Regions from separate parts of the Homo sapiens genome. Here region 2 is linked to region 1. A link is a loop called in an ENCODE intact Hi-C map of the cell type or tissue named here. Cell type or tissue: Caco-2. All regions are shown on one strand. Links, peaks and the distances in the headings refer to the core of each region. The heading gives the core; the rest is flanking DNA.

Evidence for each region. Hi-C counts contacts between places; a loop is a spot of excess contacts. Peaks named below come from ENCODE experiments on the same cell type or tissue, not always from the same donor. Only the 100,000 strongest peaks of a DNase experiment are listed, where the experiment ranks them.
Region 2: it touches region 1 in a loop (2.1-fold over the local background); 5 of 110 quality-filtered maps call a loop at or near these places.

Annotation. Positions count from the first base shown.
Region 1 is chrX:68,643,099-68,654,064 of GRCh38, reverse strand. It overlaps STARD8 (StAR related lipid transfer domain containing 8), which reads right to left and starts at 6,399. Exons shown (of 15, transcript NM_001142503.3): 1 at 6,138-6,399. The coding sequence starts at 6,182. It also overlaps the pseudogene COX6CP12. In Caco-2, for the core only: no CTCF peak of the experiment used is centred there; a DNase peak (open chromatin) is centred at 6,184; H3K4me3 peaks cover 267 bases.
Region 2 is chrX:68,692,933-68,703,898 of GRCh38, reverse strand. All of the region lies in intron 2 of STARD8 (StAR related lipid transfer domain containing 8), which reads right to left. Among named protein-coding and RNA genes, the nearest start is that of STARD8, 51 kb to the right of the region's middle. RefSeq lists a silencer at 10,147-10,336. In Caco-2, for the core only: no CTCF peak of the experiment used is centred there; a DNase peak (open chromatin) is centred at 4,758.

The DNA of each region.
Region 1 (10,966 bases), core at 1,251-9,250:
TAAGAGGAGGGAACTGAGGGACAGGAGAGAGAATTGACCCTCTCAAGGTCATCCAGAGGTCATGGTTGAGATGGCGCTCCAGGCAGATTTCCCACCTCCCAAGCCAGTGCCCTCTAGGACCTGATATGCCCACCTGAAGCGGAGTAACATGAGGGAGGATTTGTGTTCCGGGCACCCCTTATGTGCATAACACCATGCTAAGTGCTGGAAGGGGGCAAAAGAATACATCAAAGAAATGGTTCTGTATGTATGTGGTGTGTGTGTGTGTATGTGGTGTGTGTGTTTGTGGTATGTGTGATGTGTGGGGTGTGTGTGTGTGTGGCGTGTGGTGTGTGTGTGTGGTGTGGTGTGTGTGGTGTATGTGTGGTGTGGTGTGTGTGTGGTGTGGTGTGTTGGGGGGTGTATGTGGCGTGTATGGTGTGTGTGTGGTGTGTGGGGTGTGTGTGTGTGTGGTGGGGTGTGTGTGCTTGTGTGGTGTGGTGTGTGTGTGGTGTGTGTGTGGTGTATGTGTGCTGTGGTGTGTGTGTGCTGTGGTGTGTGTGGTGTGTGTGGTGTGTATGGTGTGTGTGAGGGGTGTGGGGTGTGTGTGTGGGGTGTGGGGTGTGTGTGTGTGGTGTGAGGTGTATGTGTGGTGTGTGGTGTGTGTGGTGTGGTGTGTGTGGTGTGTGTGGGGTGTGTGTGTGTGGTGTGGTGTGCGTTTGGGGGTGTGTGTGGGGTGTGTGTGGTGTGTGGGGTGTGTGTGTGTGGTGTGTGGTGTGGTGTGTGTGTGGTGTGTGGTGTGTGTGTGGTGTGGTGTGTGGTGTGTGTGGTGTATGTGTGGTGTGTGTGTGTGGTGTGGTGTGTATGTTGTGTGGTGTGGTGTGTGTGTGATGTGTGTGTGCTGTGTTGTGTGTGTGTGGTGTGTGTGTTTGGTGTGGTGTGTGTGGTGTGTGGTGTGTGTGTGGTGTGTGGTGTGTGTGTGTGGTGTGTGTGGTGTGTGGTGTGGTGTGTGTGTGGTGTGTGGTGTGTGTGGTGTGTGATGTGTGTGTGTGGTGTGTGGGGTGTGTGTGTGTGGTGGTGTGTGTGTGGTGTGTGGTGTGTGTGTGGTGTGTGGTGTGTGGTGTGTGTGTGTGGTGTGGTGTGTGTGTGTGGTGTGTGTGATGTGTGTGTGTGGTGTGGTGTGTGTGGTGTGGTGTGTGTGTGTGGGGTGTGGGTGTGTGTGTGTGTGGTGTGGTGTGTGGGGGTGTGTGTGGGGTGTGGGGTGTGTGGGGTGTGTGTGTGGTGTGTGGTGTGTGTGTGTGTGGTGTGTGGGGTGTGTGTGTGGGGGAGTGTGGTGTATGTGTGTGGTGTGTGGTGTGTGTATGGTGTGATGTGTTTGTGGTGTGTGTGTGGTGTGTGTTTCATGTGTGTGGAGTGTGGGGTGTGTGGCTGTGTGTTGCGGGGGAGCGGGTGAGAAACTGACTCATGCATGCTTCGTTGTACCAAGGGGCCATGGATGCCTTCCGGGCCCTGACTGGCCTCCAGGGGAAGACACAGCAAACACGTATTGGACTATTTATACTGGGTTCATCTCACACTTAAACGTCTTGTCCCTTGGCTGCCCCTAACACAAGAGCAGCTCAAAGCAATCCTGAGCCCTGGCCTGGCCTTTTGCCACCTTCCCACCATCCCTGGCTTCTGGGGTGTCAGCCTTCATCTCCCAAATGGATCACTTCTATTCCTAGACCCAGGCATAGTCAAAGTAGAGGGCTGAGGAGTTGTGGCAAAGGAGCAGACTGGACCTGAGACCCTAACCCTGGAATTTTCAAATATAGAATAACCCTCATTCTTTGCTGTGGTGCCTCTAGTACACAGTTTCGGAAGCTGCTTCCAACAAATCATGTGTATTGACCACCTACTCCATGTCAGGCACTTTAAAGACACAGCCTTGCCGAGCGTGGTGACTTACGCCTGTAATTCCCGCACTTTGGGAAGCCAAGGCGGGCTGATCACTTAGGGTTAGGAGCTCGAGACCAGCCTGGCCAACACGGTGAAACCCTGTCTCTACTAAAAATACAAAAAAAAAAAAAAATTAGCTGGGCGTGGTGGCGGGCGCCTGTAATTCCAGCTACTCGGGAGGCTGAGGCAGGAGAATCGCTTGAACCCGGGAGGTGGAGGTTGCAATGAGCAGACACTGCACTCCAGCCTGGGCAACAGAGCGAGACTCGGTCAAAAAAAAAAAAAAAAGACTTAACCCACCCACCAAATGTTCGTGGCATTTCTGTGAGGCGGGCACTGATTAGTGTCATTCTGCAAACAAGGAAATTGAGGCTCGGAGAAGACTTGCTCGAAGGCACACAGCTAGTATGTGTGCCTGTGGGTGTGGGGTGGAATTGAAACCCAAGTTTGTGTGCTTCACCCCTCCTCATACCTCTTCAGCTGATGAAGGGCTCCATATGGTGGGGGAGGGAAGGGGCTCGGTTTCCCTATCAGGACCATGAGAAGTTTGAATAAGATGATCTGAGAGGGCCCTTTCAGCTCTGACAGGATCTGTCCCGGCCATTCCCCACCCCTCAAACCCCTCAGTCTCCCGCACTCAGGGGGCCTGGCTCAGAGAGGGAGGGTGGCTCACAGCAGCCCGTGCCCTTGACTGAGCTCCCGAGCCCAGAGAGCCTGCCTTTCTGACTGGGGCCTCAAAGCAGCAGCATTGGAAAAGGGAGCACGCAGTCCAAGTGTGTGGATCCGGCAGGCTGCCTCTTAGCCCTGAGATCCAGCCATGTGTTGATTCACATCTGCCAAGGACATGAGCAACCACAGACCTGTGCATATGCATGTGCATGCACGTGGACCTTCACGCCGTGTGCATGCTTTTGTATGTCTACAGGCTTTTTGGAGATGTGCCTGGCTGTGTCTCTGTGTGTCCCTCATGCTTGTGCATAGGAGGGTATGTATCTGATGTGCCTGTGTGCTTACCTCTGTATATGCATGCATGCATATGTGTGTGAGTCTACATCATGCTAGGAATGTGCACTGTCTGTGTGTACATGTGCATTTGCCTGTTTGTGCCAGGGTATATGTGTGTTCGTCTCTATGTATGTGTGTATGCACACTTGAATGGTGTGCCTGTGCATATGTGTGTGGGGTTGAATATGCACAAATGCACGTGTATGTCCTCTGTGGACACACTCATAAGTGAATGCGTGCAAACGTCTGGGACCCATGATAGAGATCCTCAACCTTCTCTTGGGGCTGTCCTAGCCCACCAGTTTTGTTTTGTTTTGTTTTGTTTTGTTTTGTTTTGTTTTGTTTTGTTTTGTTTTGTTTGAGACATAGCCTTAGTCTGATGGCCAGGTTGGAGTGCAGTGGTGCGATCATGACTCACTGCAGCCATCCTCCTGCCTCAGCCCCACAAGTAGCTGAGAAAACAGGCATGCATCACCATGCCTGACTAATTTTAAATTTTTTTTTCTAGAGACACAGTCTTACTATGCTGCCCAGGCTGGTCTTGATTTCCTGGACTCAAGTGATCCACCTGCCTCGGCATCCCAAAGTGCTGGGATTACAGGCGTGACACCATACCTATAATTACTATTCCTCCTCCTCCTCCTCCTCCTCCTCCTCCTCCCCTCCTCCTCCTCCCCTCCTCCTCTTCCTCCTCCTCCTCCTCCTCCTTCTTCTTCTTCTATAGGATCTTGCTCTGTAGTCCAGGCTGGAGTGTAGTGGTGCAATCATAGCACACTGCAGCCTTGAACTCCTGGGCTCAAGCAATCCTCCCAATTCAGTCTCCTAAGTAACTGGGACTATAGGTGTCCATTATGCATCACCGTGCCCAGCAAATTTTTTTTATTTTTCATAAAGGGTCTCATTATTGCCCAGGCTGGTCTGGAACTCCTGGCCTCAATCAATCCTCTCGCATTGGCCTCCCAAAATGCTAGAATTATAGGCATGAGCCACTGCTCTTAACCTAGCCCAACAGTTTCCAAGAGGCTGACAGGGGTTAGGACATGTTTTCTGGGCATCTGAGAAGTTGGGGTAATGAGTGCAAAGAGATTTAAATCCATGCCAAGCACCTAGAACAGTTAACTGGGGTAGGGGACAGAGGTGCCTCTCGGGCGTCAAACCTCAAAGGCACTTTAATTTTCCCTTCCCTCGTCATTATCATTCCATCCAGCTCTCTATCATTTCTTCCTCTCCCATCCTTATTTCCACTGCAGCTGCCTCCTTCCTGGCCTCTGCATCTCCACTTGGGCCCTTCCACACCATCCCTGCCCACTACTGCTGGAGTGCTTTTTCTAAAACCGTCCACTTAATTATATCCCTATTATGCTGAAATCAGCCCCTTATTCCCCAAAACAGTAGTCACCAGACTTTCAGATTTCATGGATGAGGAAAGTGTTCTTAAATAAATAAATAGGGAAACAATCAGCATGTCGCAAACTTTGTAATTTTGCTGAGGGCAGACATTTAAAAAATTTCTCACTCATATTTTGTAGGAGAAAGATCATTTGAATCCCCACCCCCACAGGAAGGACACAACAGTCTCCAAATAAAGAATAGTCCTTTGAGTTGAATTAATTTAGTTTTATGAACACTGCACGACATTATCCCTACTTTTCTCTCATTCCACCACAGATGGTTGAAAAATCTCATTCAGGACCCCTACTAGATGAGGACCATGAATCCACAGATTAATTCCAAACCCTTTGGGAAGTAGTCTCTGCTTCCCTTTCTCAAGCTCCTATCCTCTCTAACCCTACATTTGAGCCACATCACGAAAGAAGCCTTTCCCCCAGCCCACTACCATTTGACTGCCTCCAAACTCTAGCTCACGAAGTTCCCTCTGCCAGGCATGCCTGGAATGCCCTTCCCCCACTTTTGGACTGACAAACTCTTCTCTTCCTTTAAGCCTCAGGCTCAGCCCAAATGTGACCTCCTGTGAAACCTCTCCAAGTCCCTCCCGGTGGAATGGATCTTTCCTTCCCAAAGGTCCCAGCATTCTTTCATCCTGTCTTACAGTCAGGCTAGTCGTTTGAAAGTCTTCCTACTGGGTTGGACTGTGGGAAACCACACAGCGTCAAGAAAGGCATGGACTTAGGAGCTCAGATCCCAGCTCTGCCAGTCATATCTGAGCAACCTTGTAAATATTTCTTAACTATTCACAGTGTCTTTTCCCTATCTATAAAAGCAGGAAAACAATGGGTTGTGCTGAGGATCACTGCCACATGAATGAATTAAAAGTGCCTAGGTCTGGTACATAGTGGATACTAAATAAATATTAGTTTCTTGGTTCTTGAGAGTGGAATCATGCTTTACACACACTTGTGGGTTCGGCTGTGCTCATGTATCCCCCATGGCCAGGATATAGTAGACACTCAACAAATATTTACTGACAAACTGACTATTTAGCACAATGTCTGGCATATAGTAGGTGCCTGGTAAATATTTGTCACTTTTCTTATATTCTCTTTGAGGACAAAAGCCATGTCCTTCTTTGTCTTCTTTTAAAAAATGGAGATGGGGGTCTCCTTATGTTGCCTAAGCTGGTCTTGAACCCCTGGCCTCAAGTGATCCTCCCACCTCGGCCTCCCAGAATGCTGGGATTACAGACGTGAGCCACTGTGTCCAGCCCTTTTTTGTCTTTGTGTAGCTCCAGTGGTGCCTAGCACAGAGTATGTGCTTTTATATATATGGATAGAAATTAATAATAATAATAATAATAGATACCATTGTTTGTGTGGATGCTCCACACCAGGCATCCTGCTAGGAAGCTTACACACATTATCTCCTGGATTTGCATACATTTGCTATGTAAACAATAACACCAACCTCATCACCCCGTAAGGTTGGTGTTACTATGGTCCTCATTCTAAAGCTGAGAGGAAACTGAGGTTCAGAGAGGTTAAGTATCTTGCCTTTGTGGCAAGATCCAGGAAGCAACAGAGGCGAGTTTTATTAAAAAGAGCCAACTAGCAGACTTGTTTGTATGGGAATGCAACAGAAGGTCACAGAACTGGTTAAGTGACAAAGGTGAGACTTGAACCCAAGCCTTTCTAACTCCGAGAGCCTCAGGTAGTCTCAGAAGCCCGTCTGGTCCGTTTTCCCAGCTGGTGCGCAGTGGTCCACATCTGCCTCCTTCCCCCCTGAGCAGCGGGATGGGCTGGGGCTGGCCAGTCACTTACCTTCACCTTCCTGAAGCAAGACCAGAAAACGTCCAGCAGAGGCATGGTGGCGCGTGGGGAGCTTCTAGGGCCGGCGGGGCTGTGCCGGGCACCGGCTCCTCCCTCTCTGGGGACGAGGCTAAAAGAGGCCCGGGGCTCGGCGAGAGCCAGCCCGGTCCCTGCGCTCCATGAGCCGGCCCCGCGAGGGGAGAGGCGGAGAGCAGCGGTTGCCGGGGCTCAGCTGCCTCGACAGCGGGCGCCTCCCGCCTCCTGGAAGGCCACCGAGGGAGGGAAAAAAGGAGGGAGGGAGAGAGGCCGGCTAAGGAGGAGGGACCAGGAGGCGGGTCACTGATTCAAACTCGGCACCGTTAGCCAGTTGGCTGGAACGGGACAGCAATGCCAATTGAAATTCCCTGAACATTACAGTTCCCCGGCTCCGGGTGTCCGGCCCTCCTGCCGGCTCCCCTGCCAGCCCCGCCACCTGCATGCTGGCATTGCCTGCCTGCTTGCTTCTTGGCTGACTGACACGCCAGCTCTCCTTGGGGACCTCTCGGTAGAGCCCAGACCACACAGGGCCTGTGGAAAGAGTGCCAAGGAAAAGGGGCAAGGAAGGAGAGCCCCGGCCCCAGCAGGACCGAACAAGGTGTGAATGCAGTCCACGGAAGGGGAAAAGCTTGCAGCCTTAGAAGCCCCTCTCAGACAGGTGCCCTGGCCCTGCCTCAGTAGATTATTCTCCAGCCCTCTGAAGTGAGGACTCTTGACTCACTGTGGCATCTCGGAGAGGCCCCTTCCTCCTGGGTCTCAGTTTTCCCAGCTGTACAATGAGATGCCGGGTTAGAGGTCTCTAAGTATCAAATCTGTTTGGGGTTAGGTACAGGGCAAGTCTCAAAGAAACTCCACTCTGGACAATCACAGTTCCTCTCAGAACTCCCCTGCTGCTCCTGGGAGTCCATAGGAAGTCAGGTCTTGCCCCAAAGAGAATCTGAGCCCTCAAATGCCATTTCATCCATCCCCCTGCCCCAGGGCATAACAGCAGCTCTCTCCCAGCTCAGATAGACTGGGTGTATGCCCTTTTCTGAACATCTTCTGAAGAGATGATGGCTTCCCTCCTTTATCCAGTCCCATGCTCAGGACCCTCTAAGCCCAGAAGTTTAGCCTGAAATCTAAACTTGAACCCTCTGGATGCCCTGAAAGGAAAGAAAGTCAGCAGCAGGCAGTTCTAGAGGCTTTCTGGGCAGAAAGCCATTAAGAAGCAGTGACCCTCCCCCTCTCTCAGCCCCTCCCCAGACATCAGAAGGCAGGGTGCCATGGCTGGTAGCCAGAAGGCTCCCAGGGACCCCATGGCAAAAGGCCAGGCTTGGGTCTCTGGAGGCACATGTCATCATGAGGCCCAGAATAACTAACTCTCCCTGGCCTCACTTCTGTTTCAGAGACCCAAGCTAGTCAGGCAAACAGCCAGGTCCTGGGACCCTGGAAGGTCCTAGGTTGCTTTAAGCAAGCCTCTACCTGCCTTCGGGGACTTTCTTCATCAGTGGCTTTGTCCGGAGGTTTGTCCAGAGGCTCTGTGAGGGTCCCCCCAGCTCTGTTTACAACTTACTCTGTGACCCTCAGTTTCCTCGTTTGTACCAAGGAGGCTGCAATCACTGACCTCACCCTCTCTCTAGCTCCGACCTCAGGGGTGTCTCAGATGTGAGTTCTGTTGGGCTGTGTCGGGAAGATGGTCAGCAAGAGCCAAGGTAAGTGGCTTCCAACCCACGTCCAGCTGAGCACAGGCTTATAAGGGGAAGCCCTCTGCATGTGGGGGAGGAATAACACGAGGAGTCAGAGCCCAGAGAGAGTTTTCTCCTTTGAGCATATGCCCTCCTGCCCTGCAGCCAGAGACCTGAGGATGGAGAACTGGGAAGCAACTATTACAGGAAAAGCTGCCTGCCCTCCTAGGATGGCCTCATAGTCTTTCACTCTCTGGAGTTCACCTCCTTCTTTCCATTCCAGCCCCTGGGAGGAGATGTGTCAGCCGTGCCTTTGGGCATTCATTCAGGAGGCATTAGTGCGCAGCACACCACATTAAGCTAAGAAACCAGGAGACTTCAGTTTCAATTCTGGGTCTCTCACACCAGTTTTGTCTTGAGGTGGTTTTAAGCCATGAACTCGGAAGTTGACTGCCTGGATTCAATACTAGTTCTGTTACTCTTTAACTGGTGACCTTGGGCCTGTTACTGCCTTAGTGTGCCCATCCGTAAAATGGGGAATAATAATAGTACCTACTTCCTTTGGGAGGTTTAAACAGAATGAATTAAAGCATGTAGTATAGTGTCTGGCATAAAGTACGTTCTCAATATATGTTATTTGTGGCTCATTCTCCATCAGCCAGGAAGGATATTGGTGTTGAGGTTGACATACCTATCAAGGATAATAACTACCATGGCTTCCAGTGCTTTGATGAAACCTCAGACACATGGGTTTCATATTATTGGAGCATTTGTTGCTTCCCTGAGGGTTGCAGCTCTCTATGTTTGCTCTGACCAAACCAAGGAAGAAGGCATGTGCAGATTTTTACAGAAATTATGATTCCATAAAAGATTTTGAGGAGATGAGGAAGGTTGGTACATTTCAGAGTACAAAGTGATTTTGGAATATAAAGAATTTCTTTGGGTTGAATTACATAGAAGTTGGTCACAGACCTGTGTTCCTGAACTATGAAATATGAATATGTGGGTTAAGAAATGGTGTCTCATCATAAATAAACAATTAACAAATAAAAATAAATCTCATTTGGTATTATTGAAGAAGCAGAGGCTTTGGAGCCAGACAGACTTAGATTTGAATCCTGGTTCTGCTACCTCCTAACAGTGTACCCTTACAAAAGCCACTTCCCTTCCCTAAGCCTGTTTCCTCATCTGTAAACTGAGAGTCACTGCTTACATAAGGGGACTGCTGTTAGGAGTTAATGAGATAACATATGCTTGGCACATAGTAAATGTTCAATAAATGTTAGCTCCCTTCCTCTCTCGTCTTGTCCTGAACGCTCCTGGCTCTCCCTGCTTCTGGTAAAGCAGAAGGAGCATTGATTTGACATTATTAGATATGACTTTAGATCCAAGCCCAGCTACTTTTTTGGTTGCATAACCACCTTAGACAAGTCACATTACCTCTGGGACCTTTGGTTTCCATGGCTATAATAGGAGAATAAGGATAAAGATCTCTACTCACCTCCCAGGTTTGTCATTAAGAAAGAAGGAACAGGCCCGGCGCGGTGGCTCACGCCTATAATCCCAGCACTTTGGGAGGCCGAGATGGGCAGATCACCTGAGGTCAGGAGTTCGAGACCAGCCTGATTAATATGGTGAAACCCTGTCTCTACTAAAAATACAAAAAATTAGCTGGGCATGGTGGTGGATGCCTGTAATCCCAGCTACTCAGGAGGCTGAGGCAGGAGAATCGCTTGAACCCAGGAGGCGGAGGTTGCAGTGAGCCGAGATCACGCCATTGCACTACAGCCTGGACGACAAGAGCGAAACTCCGTCTCAAATGTCTAAAAAAAAAAAGAAAAAAGAAACAAAAAAAAAAAAAAGGAAGAAGGAACATGCAGGACCTGATGTGAAGTGGGTTCTCTCAGTTAACACAAGTCCTCCCTCCTCATATCCCTCTTCCCCATATACCCCATGGGGGATCTGAATCAGGCAGGTTCTCCCTTGCCTCACACTCAAGGCCTGACACAACTGGCATAGCAGTAATGAAATCTGCTTTCTTTGGGTGGCGGATATGGAGAGTGTATCATTCAGCGTAGCTGGAACCCAGAGGGGCTGGGCAACTGTGCACAGGCAAGCAGGGAGGCTAGCACATCAAGCCTCGCCTGATCAGCTGCTTGATTTCTCCACCTGGGAACTGGCACTGCCCACAAGAGGGTGTCTTGTTTAAGGCCCAAGTCACTGGTCTTTGCCAAGGAACCCAGGTGAAGGAGAAGACAGGCCCATTATGGCTGAGGCCCATGAGGAAGGAAGAATGGCCTCCCTCCCAGAGACACTGTGTCCATTCCTGTGCCAGATATTGAGCAGAGCACATCTGTGACCATTGGGGGACCAGAGAGAAAACTATATGGAATGAGAAAGGAAGTCAGACCTACTAAACGGGACCGCGGTACACCATTAAAAGTTATGAATGATTTGATGGAGTTTTTATTTACGTGGGTTACATCTATCCATGTTAACTATATTAGAAATTAAGATGGAAACATTTAAGGAATATTGCTTGATTGATTCGTTCGTTGTCAAAGTCATGCTTAAAGATTAAACATGTTAATATAAATAATATATTCTAGAATATATTTTTAATATTTTATGAAGTATAACAATATTTTACAAAACAAAAATAAATTTACCGAGAAGAGTGGGGAGATTTTACATTTGTTGTTATTCTCTTTGATGTTTGGCTGGATTCAGAAGCTAGCTGCTTCTGTTGTGTATTGAAGTATGTAAAGAAAATTCTGCCTCCTGCAGATATGTTAGTTTGAAAAGACCTCCTTGACCTTGACCTTTGGAAAGATTCTCAGGGACCTTCAGGGATTCTTTTCTTTCTTTCTTTCTTTTTTTCTTTTGAGACAGGGTCTCAATCTGTCACCCAAGCTGGAGTGCAGTGGCACGATCATAGCTTATTGTAGCCTCGAACTCTTTTGCCTCAGCCTGTTAAGTAACTGGGACTACAGGTGCACGCCACTACACTTGACTAATATATATATATATATATATATATATATATATATATATATATATATAATATATACTGTATGTAATTTAATAATTTAATATATATTCTATATACTATATACAATAAAATATATTCTATATACTATA
Region 2 (10,966 bases), core at 1,061-9,060, 50 kb before region 1:
ATGTGCGAACAGAAAATGAACTCTGCTTGATGGTGGAGGCATTATGACCTGAAGGAGCACTTCACTCTGCCAAGCTCAGGGGAGGGCACCCACGTTCACTTGAGAGAAGGGGCATGCCTACCTCCTGCCTCCCTCTCTTGGTCTGGAAAGTCTTGGCACTTGTCTGTTTTGACCCTGTGCCACCACGTCTGCATCCCACCCCCTTGCCTACTTCCCTTTCCTTTTGCTCAGGCCAAATATAAACTCCTGGGCAGGAAATGCCTTGAAGGAGCCTGGCCCCACCCTGAGATCCAGAGAAAATTATCTCTGATAGAAAGGAAATGGGCCTGAGAGAAGTGGCCTCCCCGGGAAGGGAGCAGACACGACCCCTCCCCCAGCCCCAAGGAGAGCCAGAGGGAGGGCTGTGATGCTGAGCACATAGCAAGGGGCGGAGCCTAGGGCTCTGGGGGCAAGGGTGATGACGTGCATGCTCAGGCCATGGTAGGGCCAAGGGAAGGAGAACCCCAAATGGTGGTCTTACAGCTCTGTAGGGCCTATGGGCGTAGAAGTTACAGGGTACAGTGGGAAGAGTTAACAGGCTAGCCACCTGAAGACGTAGCCTATTTGTCACCTCTCTGTACCTCTTCCTTTTCTTTTTTTAAAATGAGGCCTCACTCTGTCACCAGGGCTGGAGTGTAGTAGCACAATCACAGCTCACTGCAGCCTCGACCTCCCGGGCTCAAGCAATCCTCCCACCTCAGCCTCCAGAGTAGCTGGGACTACAGGCGTGCACCACCATGTCCAGCTAATTTTTGTATTTTTTATATTTTGTAGAGATAGGTGTCTCCCTATATTGCCCAGGCTGGTCTCAAACTCCTTGGCTCAGGCAATCCTTCTGCCTCAGCCTTCCAAATTGCTGGTGTGAGCCACCACCGCCCCTGGTCCTGGCTCTATACTTCTTACTCATTAATGACAGCAATATTTAAGATACTGAATGTAATTATTAATAAAATATAGCAGACACTAATAGTTATACAGTACTTACTATGTGCCCTGAGCCATGGACTTTGTACTGAGCCATTATTATATCCCAGACATTTCTTTAAGTTTTTTTTTTTAATGTGTATTATGTCATTGAATCTTCACAACAAACCTGTGAGCTAAGTGCTCCAATAATATCTCTATTTTACAGAGGAGGAAACTGAGGCCCAGAGATATGGAGTAACTTGCCCAAGGTCAGCAGCTAAGAAGAGGTGAGCCAAGATGCAAATCCAGGCAGTTTGGCTCTAGAGTCAGAGCTACCAAGTTAGAATCTTCCTCATTAAAGAAAAGAAATTGTCTAGGCTGGGGCCTGGCACACAGCAGACACAAAATCATCTACCAGGGTTTTTGTAGTAAGAGTGGTTAGCCTGAATTTAACTTCCTATCAGCCAGGAAAGCACTTGATCATCCTGTATGTCACTTGGTCCCCACAAGAACTCCTCCAAAGCAGGTAATGCCTATGGTACAAATGGGAAAACTGAGGCTGCAATAGGTCATGTAGCTTCTGTTGGACTACAGATTGGGCCAGAAGCCTACCTAAATAACCACAGCCCTCCTGTTGACCTGTTCCCATTTCAGCCTCCCTCGGCTCTCCCTTTAGAATCCACTCCCCATGGACTGTGAATTTATTCAACTAATAATACCCAAGCACCTACTTGGTGCCAAGCCCTATGCTGGGTACTAAGGTCTGAAAACAGAACAAAAACTGAATTCTCCTGCAGCACTCGGCCAGAGCTGCTGCCAGGCCCATCCTTCTCAGGGAGACAGGCTACCATGGACTGGCCTTCGTAGCACTCCCTGGAGCTTGCTTCGGAGGCAAGATAAAGGGGAATAAGCCCTGAAGCAATGGAGCTGGCAGCTAGTACAGCCTGAGGGAAGGAAGCTTGCAGCCCCCAAGACCCTGAGATGGAAGCACTTCGGGGAGGGCTACAGCTTCTGGACAACCTCCTCCCACCCAATTCTAGCATGGGACACGCCAGCTAGTGATCATAAGAGCTAATCCAGCCAGCCTCCTGCCAGCCCCTAACCACCCATGCCTTCTAAATAATGCAACCTGGTTGTCAAGAGAGCATATTCAAATGTCTCTTCCTCCCTGATGCCACCCAGCACCCTGTTCTCCACCCCCAGTACTAGAAGGTGCTAATCAGGCAGGCCTGGTGCTGATGTCAGAACCACACTGCCACCCCCACTGCCCACACTGCCACCCCCACTGCCCAACTCCCTCCTGCACTCCCTCCCCACCCCAATGCAGCTCTGTTTTAGAGCATGAATACCCACTCCTCCATGTCTTCCCTCTATCCATCTGTCCACCTTGGTGATGGAGGGTGAGAAGAAGTGCACAGAGCAGACAGGCAAGGACCTGGGGACTGCCTGTCCAGAAGTGACTGATCACTGGTGCGTGTGATGAGCACTCAGGTGGGGAAGGAGACCCGAACCTCAGCTCTTGCCTCCTGGCCAGGCATCTGGAGAGAGGCATGGCCCAGTCATTAAAGATGTCAGGAGGTGGAGTCAGACCACCTGGGTCCTGATCCCAGCTCCATCACTCCCCGGATATGTGACCTTGGGCAAGTTTATTAAATAAAAGAGAGACAAAGATAGCAGTACCTACCTTATGGAATTGCCATGAATGCTAAAGAAGTTAAAATTTGCCAAGAATTTAGAAGAGTTCACTATTATTATTGGTGTCACCATCACTACTATAGCCTGTTGAGTGTCGCGAATGCCACTAAAGAAGGCCAGAGGAAGGGAGCCCTGTGGGTGGGCATGGCCAAAGGGAGCTTTTCTGGGTAAGGTGGACTCTGAAATGACTGCAAAGTCCAGACCGAATGCCCACGAGGTGGCAGGTTTGAGAACTGCCCACCCCCAGGTCAGTGAAAAACAACCAAATGACAGGACTGCAGAAGGTACTACCAAGCAACAATAATGGCAATAATTTTATTTATATTGTTGGATTTAATATTCAACAACTCCATGAGGTGGGTACATATCTCCATTTTAGAGCTGACAAAATGAAGGCTCAGAGAAGTTAAGTAATTTGCCCAAAGTCTCCCAGCACTGTGAACATGAGAGCTTGTGTACAGCTCAGGACGTATTTTACTTCTGCTCCACTCTGACCCCTTTTCCACATTCCCCTCTCTGTTTTTCCCATTTAGAAGGCCCTGCTGGTGTGGGCACTGCTCAGGACAGATGTTTGGGGACAAGCTCTTCCCACAAGCTCACTGCCTCTGCCACAGCCTGACTTGACCTCAGCCTGGAGCAGAAAGGCTGGCTGCAGGTGCCTATCTCACACCTCAGACAGGCCAGCCTTTGGCCAGCCCAGATAAAGGACAGGAAATCCTAGGCCACGTCCCTTGGAGCTCACTCTCTCACAGGAACAGAGTTGCAGCCAGGGCAGGGGTTCCTCTGTGGTGGGGAAGCTGCCGAGTCAGCCCCGGCTGCCATGGCTGCTGGGTGTGGTTTGGGGAAAACAGGGAGGGCTGAGGGTCAGGAGACCTGGGCTCCAAATCCTCCCTCACTGGAGACTGTTCTTCCCTTCCCTGGGCCTCAGGTGGAGACCACCACAGATCATTCTGGGGAAATCATACCATCTACTTTACAGGGCTGCTCTAAGAACACAATGGAATCATGGAAGTGAAAGTGCCTTGGCAACTGAAGAAATGGGAGGACTCATAGTCATCATCATCAACTGCCAGGGGAAGGAATGGCTACGTTGGTATTTCTCACTGTCTGATTCACTCTTCTAGGCCCCACTGTGGGCATGGCTCATACTCATTTCCGGCTTCAGTACTCCCTAAAATATCCCCTTCCCTCCACCCACCCCTGACCAACTCCAAAGATAAAACCGAGTGGCAGGAAAGCAGGGTACGCTGGAAGCCCCCCACATATTACATTGTATTTAACTCAACAAGGGGAACACCTACTAACACCAGGCTTGTCCTCCACTATGGGGGCACCAATAAGAAGGCCCTACCTTCCAAGGGCTCTCCAATCGTGAGAGCTGGCTGGACCTGAACCATAAACAAATCAGTGTTGTCTAAGGTATTTGCACCCAAGATTCTGGGGGTTAGGAGTCTACCTGTTGTGGTAACCAGAAAAGGATTATGGAAAAGTCATCTGAACAAGTTCAGACTATAAATAAACTAAGGGGAGTGAGGGGTTTCCAGTGCCCCATTTCCTGCCCCCACATGTTAAGGGGGCCATAAACAGTAGCATGTAGGGAGGACAGAGGACAGTGATGAGGCTGGGAAGGGGGCTGCTCCAGGTCTGAGAAGGAGCGCAGACGCTTGAAGGTTGTTTGGCCTAGAGAAGACACAGGTGCACTTGGGTTCCATCCTCAGATCCCTGAAGGTCAGAGAGAGCAGACAGGGTCCAGGTGGTCCCAGAGGGCACACTCGGAACCCAGGGTTAGAAGCCTCAGGGAGGCACAGTTAAGTTCAACATAAGAGAAAACTTTCACACATTCCAAAGACGAAAGCAACTTGCTTGAAACATATCACATTCCCAGGTATTGAACATGAGTGAGCAGGAACTGCACAAGTACCTGTCGGGAAGCCCCAAGCTTCAGAAGGAAAGTTGGACCTAGTGCCCTCTAAAGGTCCTTCTGCCCTGAGCTCTGCCTGCATACCTACCTCTAGAGGGGTTGTGGGAGAGAGCATAAAGGTGACTGGAGCTGGCTAGGCCCTTGGCTGCTTCCCACAGGGACCTAGGATCCCAGGAGCACCTTGGGCTGGTACGACCCAGGGGGAGCAGTTCACTCATTAACTTGTGGCTGAATGGGTCAGAGAGTGGCTGGCCACTAGGGACAGACACAGGCTTGGGGAGGGGCCAGAGAGCAAACTGCAGAAATGCCCAAGCACAAGGAGAACCCAAGCTGTGGCAATTCAGGGCTTGGCCAGCTCCAACTGACCCAGCCAGCTGAGAACATTCAGTGTCTGGGCCTGATTGAATTTGAAGCCAGCTCACCATTGCCTGGTAGATAAGAAAAGGGTCTTGAGTGGGGAGGCATACTTGCATAGCTGAAAGGAAGGCTCACAGACCACTGAGTCTGCCTGCCAACTGCCCTACCCACTTTATAGTTGTGGAAATTGAGGCCCAGAGAAAGCAAAAATCACTCACCGAGAGAAAGCTATAGAGGGGGCAGAACCAGAAGCCGTTTCCCAACTCTGTAGTAGGCCCACGGGGTGGTTCCTTCTCTTCCTACTGAAACTGCAGGAAACTGCATATGGTCTGGAGCTTTCTAAATTGGGTCTGGGTCTGGGTCTGGGTCTGGGTCTGGGTCTGGGTCTGGGTCCTGGCCCGACCCTTACCAAGTGCCACTGCTTGTCCAGATACAGGCTCCCGGAGGAAGGCATCCTCCTCCACTTACAGAGGTCCTCAGCCTCTCAGCAGCAATCATGTGGTTGGCTGTCCCCATTTCCACTGCAGCCTGGTGTGGAGGGACCCACAGCTGTACTGAAAACAGACACACATTCACACAGCCTCACCCCATACCCAGCATCGGCAGACCCTTTGGGTGGGCATTTCTTGCTCTTTTAGACTTTCAAATTGAGATGAGGCGATCAACTACTCCTAGAAACACCCCCCTACCCCTTTTTAACTCTGATGCTGGACCCCACTGCCCATCCAAATCCCCATCAATTCACTCCGCTCCCCTTCTCAATACCATCCAAGCTGAACCCATGTCCTTCAAATGGTGTGAATAACTGCTTCCGTTTGCCAAGTAAAGGATGGAGGGGCAGACTTTTCACTGGCCCCAGAAGTTCCCGTGAGTGAATGTTTGTCAATGTTCCCTTGGGGGAAGGTGAGGGTTCAGGATATGGTCTCTTTAAGGCCTGAGGTGGACAGGGAGTTAGTTAATGACCATCCCCTAGAGATGACTTTCCAAGGTGGTTATTATGTGGCTCAATGATTAACCAAGCAGTGGCAGGACCCCAGGCTTGTTGGAAGGAGGCTGCTCTTTTCCCAAAGACAGCCCAAGAGCAGGAGCCTGCAGTCAGGGAGAACATTCCTGGGGTCTTTCTCTCCCTCTCTGACAGGCTGTGGTGAGGTGGGTGGGGGCAGAGGCCTGCACTGAGGGAATCTCTCCCTCAGCCCCACATGGGGGTAGAGGGCTGGCCCGGATATGGAGGAAGTCAGCACACCCTTACTGGGGCGGAAGGGAAAAGAGAGACAGTGAGGGTTTTTATCATGAATGAGAGAGGAAGCTCCAAGCTGGGCCTTGGTGATTAGATGACAAGCTGGGAAAGACGTTCATCCTGAATGCATCCTGTTTTGCTCTGAACTGGCCTCAGGGGCCAGGCGCAGGGGAGGGGCCTAGGTGGAGAGCAGCCTCCCAGAATTCTCCCAGACCTGCGTACCCCAAACTCCTGGGTGCCCTGGACTGGGGAAGCAAGTGTGAGAGTGAGAACTGTCATTTACTGCTAGAGAAACAAAGGCAGGAAGTCTCCGCAAGAAGCCTCCATGGGTCAGCCTCCAGATCTGGAGCCCTAGAGGCGGCTAACATCTGGGCTGGGACCTTTCCTGGGCCTCTCTTCCAAGGTTCAGCTCAAATGCCACTGCCTCTGTCCGTCACCTTCCCCTCAGTCAAAAGCAATCACTCCCTGGAATGGATTTCCCAGGGCAGAATGGACGTCCAGGGCAAATAAGTCCTTCTCAACAATTGGAAATATGAACACTTACCGGTTATTTGATAATATTAAGAAACTATTTTAGGTGTGATAATGGTTGTTTTTATGAATCCTTATCTTTTAGAAATACGTATTGAAATATGTATAGATGAACTGATAAGGTTTCTGGGATTTGTTTCAAAATAACAAGGGCATGATGTAGATAAGAGTATGGACAGGGCAGGATTGGCCATGGGCAAATGGCTGTTGAAACTGGGTGATGGGTACATGGGGTCTTAGTACACTAATTATCTCTATTTTTATATATGTTTGAAATTATTCACAATAATTTTTTTGAAGTCCTCACCAAGGTATTATTATTTAATACATAAATAATTAGTGGCATGTATTATTTATGCCACTAACCCCCAAACTAGATGGTACATTCCCTGGAACTGGGGGTTTTTACTCTGTGTCCTCCACAAGACCTAGCACCAAGCCTAAACTTAATGACTAATAATTTATACAGCACATGGTAGTTTACAAAGCACTTAGCTATGGATCCCCTAGTTTAATCCAGTGAAGTGGAAAAAATGAGGAGAAACCCAGAGTCGGAGAATTTGAGGGGGGCGGCAGAGCCTGGAGTTAAAGCTCCCCATGTTCAACTCCCAATCCCCTGTTCTTTGCTCCACACCACCCTGAACTCCTAGGGAACTTAACATTCAGTTCTAAAATTCCTGTGTGTGGTCGAGGTAAACAGGAACAGCAACTGTTTAGCATGCAAGTTACCAACCTGCAGGGCTGGGGAAAAGGAAACTCCACCCACAAACACAGCACTTCAGACTTGTGACAAGGGCCCAGGCTGTGGCCTCCAGTCCACTGATTCCTATCTACCAGGACCCTTCCCGAATGCATGCCCATGCACACGTGCGCACACACAAACCAAGACCCCTTAATAAACACCTGACACCAGCAACTGTGTGCCCAACCCAGTGCCCAACTACCCTGTTGTGGGGTGGGGAAGAATGTAAAACTCACCTAGATCTCCGGGAGCTCACACTTCCCACCCTAAAGCCCTTGTATCTTTGAAATCTGCTGTCCCTATTTTATCTGCTGAACAGCTTTCCCAAGGCCCAGGGCCATGACACCTGATCCTAACCAAACTGGGAGCCTAAGGCAAAAGGTCCTTCTCTTCTTTTCAAGGCAGAGGCAACCCTTTCTTCTAGCCAGAAAAGAGGTGAGGGCACAGCCTGCACGTGATAAACCTGCCATCTGTTGAACCTGAACTTTCCATGGCTCAAATAAGGAGCTCCAGGAGTCTCCTAGCAGCAAAGCAGCTGCAGCTGTGACAGCTTCCCAATTGGAGACTCCATCCCCTCCTTCCTTTGGGACCTTCTTGCCTTTGTGTCCCTGTTGCTATCCTCTAAACCTAGACACAGGGGTCTTCTGCTCCCTCTCCAATCTGTAGTCCCAATAATGGAATTTTAAAACTTTAAGAGGACAGAGAGGGACAACATTCGAGTCTTCTTGGTGCCACTTTCTTTGCTTCTCTGCTGGAACTCAGGAGGTATTGTGTTTGAATAAGGAAGGCTCTGCCATCCTCCCCACATGACTCACTGCAAGCCCTGTCTCAAGCAAGCACACAGCGCACACAGCCCCTTTGCTTTGCACACCTTCAGTTCAGCCCTTCTTGCTCTAAACACCTCCAGATATCATCTGTAGGCAGCTTCTCCTCTCTAGGTGGGGGAGGGGAGCTGTAGATGCACAGAGAGGTTTAGCATAATTCTCCAAAAACAGGAGAGGCAGTGTCCAGTGTGGTGTTTCCTAGCACTAAATATAGAGGTCTAGGGAGCAGAAATCCAAAATCCAAAGTCCAACACATTAACAAAAGGCCACGTCCCTAAAATGAAAACCAGCCCAGAATGTCCAGCTAGATGGCAGCTGTACCTTTAGAGTGAAAGAGTTTCACTACCGACCCCTATGCCCTTACAGCAAAACACCACCCTTCCCATCACACTCTTCCCACTGCGAAAGCCACCCAGAAATCACCTGCAGCCTTCTTCTCCATGCCTTTGGGCTGCCCACCTTCCCATCGCATCCGCAGACAAGATTTGTCCCCCTTTCATTCCAGGAGGATGAAAATGAGAGGAAAACTCAGAGGGCAATAATACAGGTGTGGGGGGCGGGGGGGCGGCAAACCCTAGAGTGGGGAGGGAGCAGGTCGCACAGGAGGAGTCAGGGTTTGAAAATAGCCCTGGGTGTGATTCATTAACCCCTCCTCCCCGCTTAGGCTCTGACTGGGAGAGAAGCCAGGCCCTGGGACTTGGGGGTAAGCATAGGCTCCAAGCCAGCCCAATCTCTGAGGCCCCCAACCTCTGGGGCCCCAGGCTCTGGAAGAAAACTCCCACCTCTCCCTACCTTGGTCTGGCTGCTGTCGCCCACCCCTCCACGCACACTCTAGTTTTCCAGCTGGCTTAGCTGCATAATCACCACAAAGCTCTCCGTGTGCATAGCTGCTGCCACCCCGAGCGTCTCAGAGACAACCTTTTACCTGCCAGTTAGGAGCCTGACCCCAGGTACCAAGTAAACAAATGTCAGGGTGAAAGAGACCGGGCCCTTTAGATACTGAAATCAAGCTGCCACCTGAGGTGTGGCTGAAAACACTATGGCCCACACAGTAGTATGACTCGCCTAAGGTCACATGGACTGGCTGAACCCCAGTTTCCTGAGTCGTAATTCAGCGCGCAACTTTCACAAGTGTCAGGAGGAACGTGGAGAGAACCCCACACTACCTAATTTGGAAATTCCAAAAACTTCCACTAAAAGCCTTTCCTCTAATCCAAACCCATTTTGGACTTTATGGGAAAATGAGGCCTATGAAGATGAGACGTGTCCAAACGTTTTCGCTTGGTCCCCGCAGCTATCTTAATACCAAGAAGTCCTGGGCATTTCTCAGGAGAGAAAGCAATGAGGCAGTGGCCGACGGGAAAACCCATACAGCCGGACGGGGGCTTCCTGGAAATGCCCTCGAAAGCAGAGAAAGGAGAGGGCAGGAGATCTGGCGCGACCCGGCAACAGAGCCTGAAGCTCTGCCGCCCCCGGCCAGCTGCAACGCCCCTCCAAAGCCCCAGAGCGACGGCTGCGAGACCCACGGGCCCGGCGGTAACAGGCGGACAGCTGCCTTCCACCGCCCCACTCGCGAGGCTTCGCTGGAAGACGCGCGGCTGGCGCGCTCGGGGGTCCCCCAATTTCGGCGATTCTGACCCCCCAATCCCAGGGGCGGGGGTGGCTCGGCTCGCTTCCTCCCTGTCTCTTGCGTACGCCGCCCGGCGGAACCGCTAGGAGAAGGGCCGAGCCGGAGCGCGCCAGAGAGGCAAAGCGGGGAGAGGGAGCCCCAGGCGCCCCCGTTTGTCTGGATCTCCCCCTGCCGTCGCCCAGACTCCTACCTGGAGGCCGCGTCCACCCCTTTGGGTTCGGGCGCTGACACAGAGCGAGCGGGCAGGAGGCGAGCCCAGGAGGGACTGCTCCGTCCGGGACACACGCGGGGCCTGGGGTCGGGCAGGGGTGACGGTGCCAGCCAGAAGAGCAGCTGCCGCGGCTGCTTAGCCGTTGTCAACCCGAGTCCACTCAGCTCAAGTGGGGAGGGAGCGTCGGCGAGTAGGGCTGTAGGGACGCCCCGCCCACCTCCCCTCGGCCAATGGGGGCGCAGTCTGGCCCACCGGACTCGCCAGAAAGTCACCCAAATCTGGGTGGGCGGGGCACTGCCTGCAGGTCCTCCAAGGCCCTCGCCGCTGCCTTTCCCTCCGGTCACACCGCTGCCAGGGAGGAGGTGCAAGCCCAAAGACTGAGGCTCAAGCAGTGACTTGGCCAGGCACACAGGCTAATATTTATTGAGTTCTGAATGAGTCCGGCACTGTTTGGGGGATTTAAACACATATGCTATGTGCCCGGGAGGGTTCAGTGACTTGCTCGGATAATTTATGGGATGTCCAGAAGACACAACTTCAGTGAAATCTCCAATTGGTAGGGGAAAACCAGATAATTAGGAATTTGAGCAGGAAGCTGCCATCCCTACGTTGCTCAGGCCCCAGTGGCTCTGCAACTTCCCCAATACCCCAGGCTTCTGTCCCCTACCCCAAGTCTGAACTCTACCTCCGCAGAGAAATGCATGGAAAATTTGGGGCACGAACATTAATCGTGGCAGGGGAGGGCTTCCAGGAGTTCTGATAGTAAGCACCACCAGAAAGTCCATTCAAATTCAGTAAGAAACAAGAGCCTTCGGCTTTGATTTCTCTCTGGCCTTTCATCACAAGGGTCCAACACAAGTTCACAACCTTGAT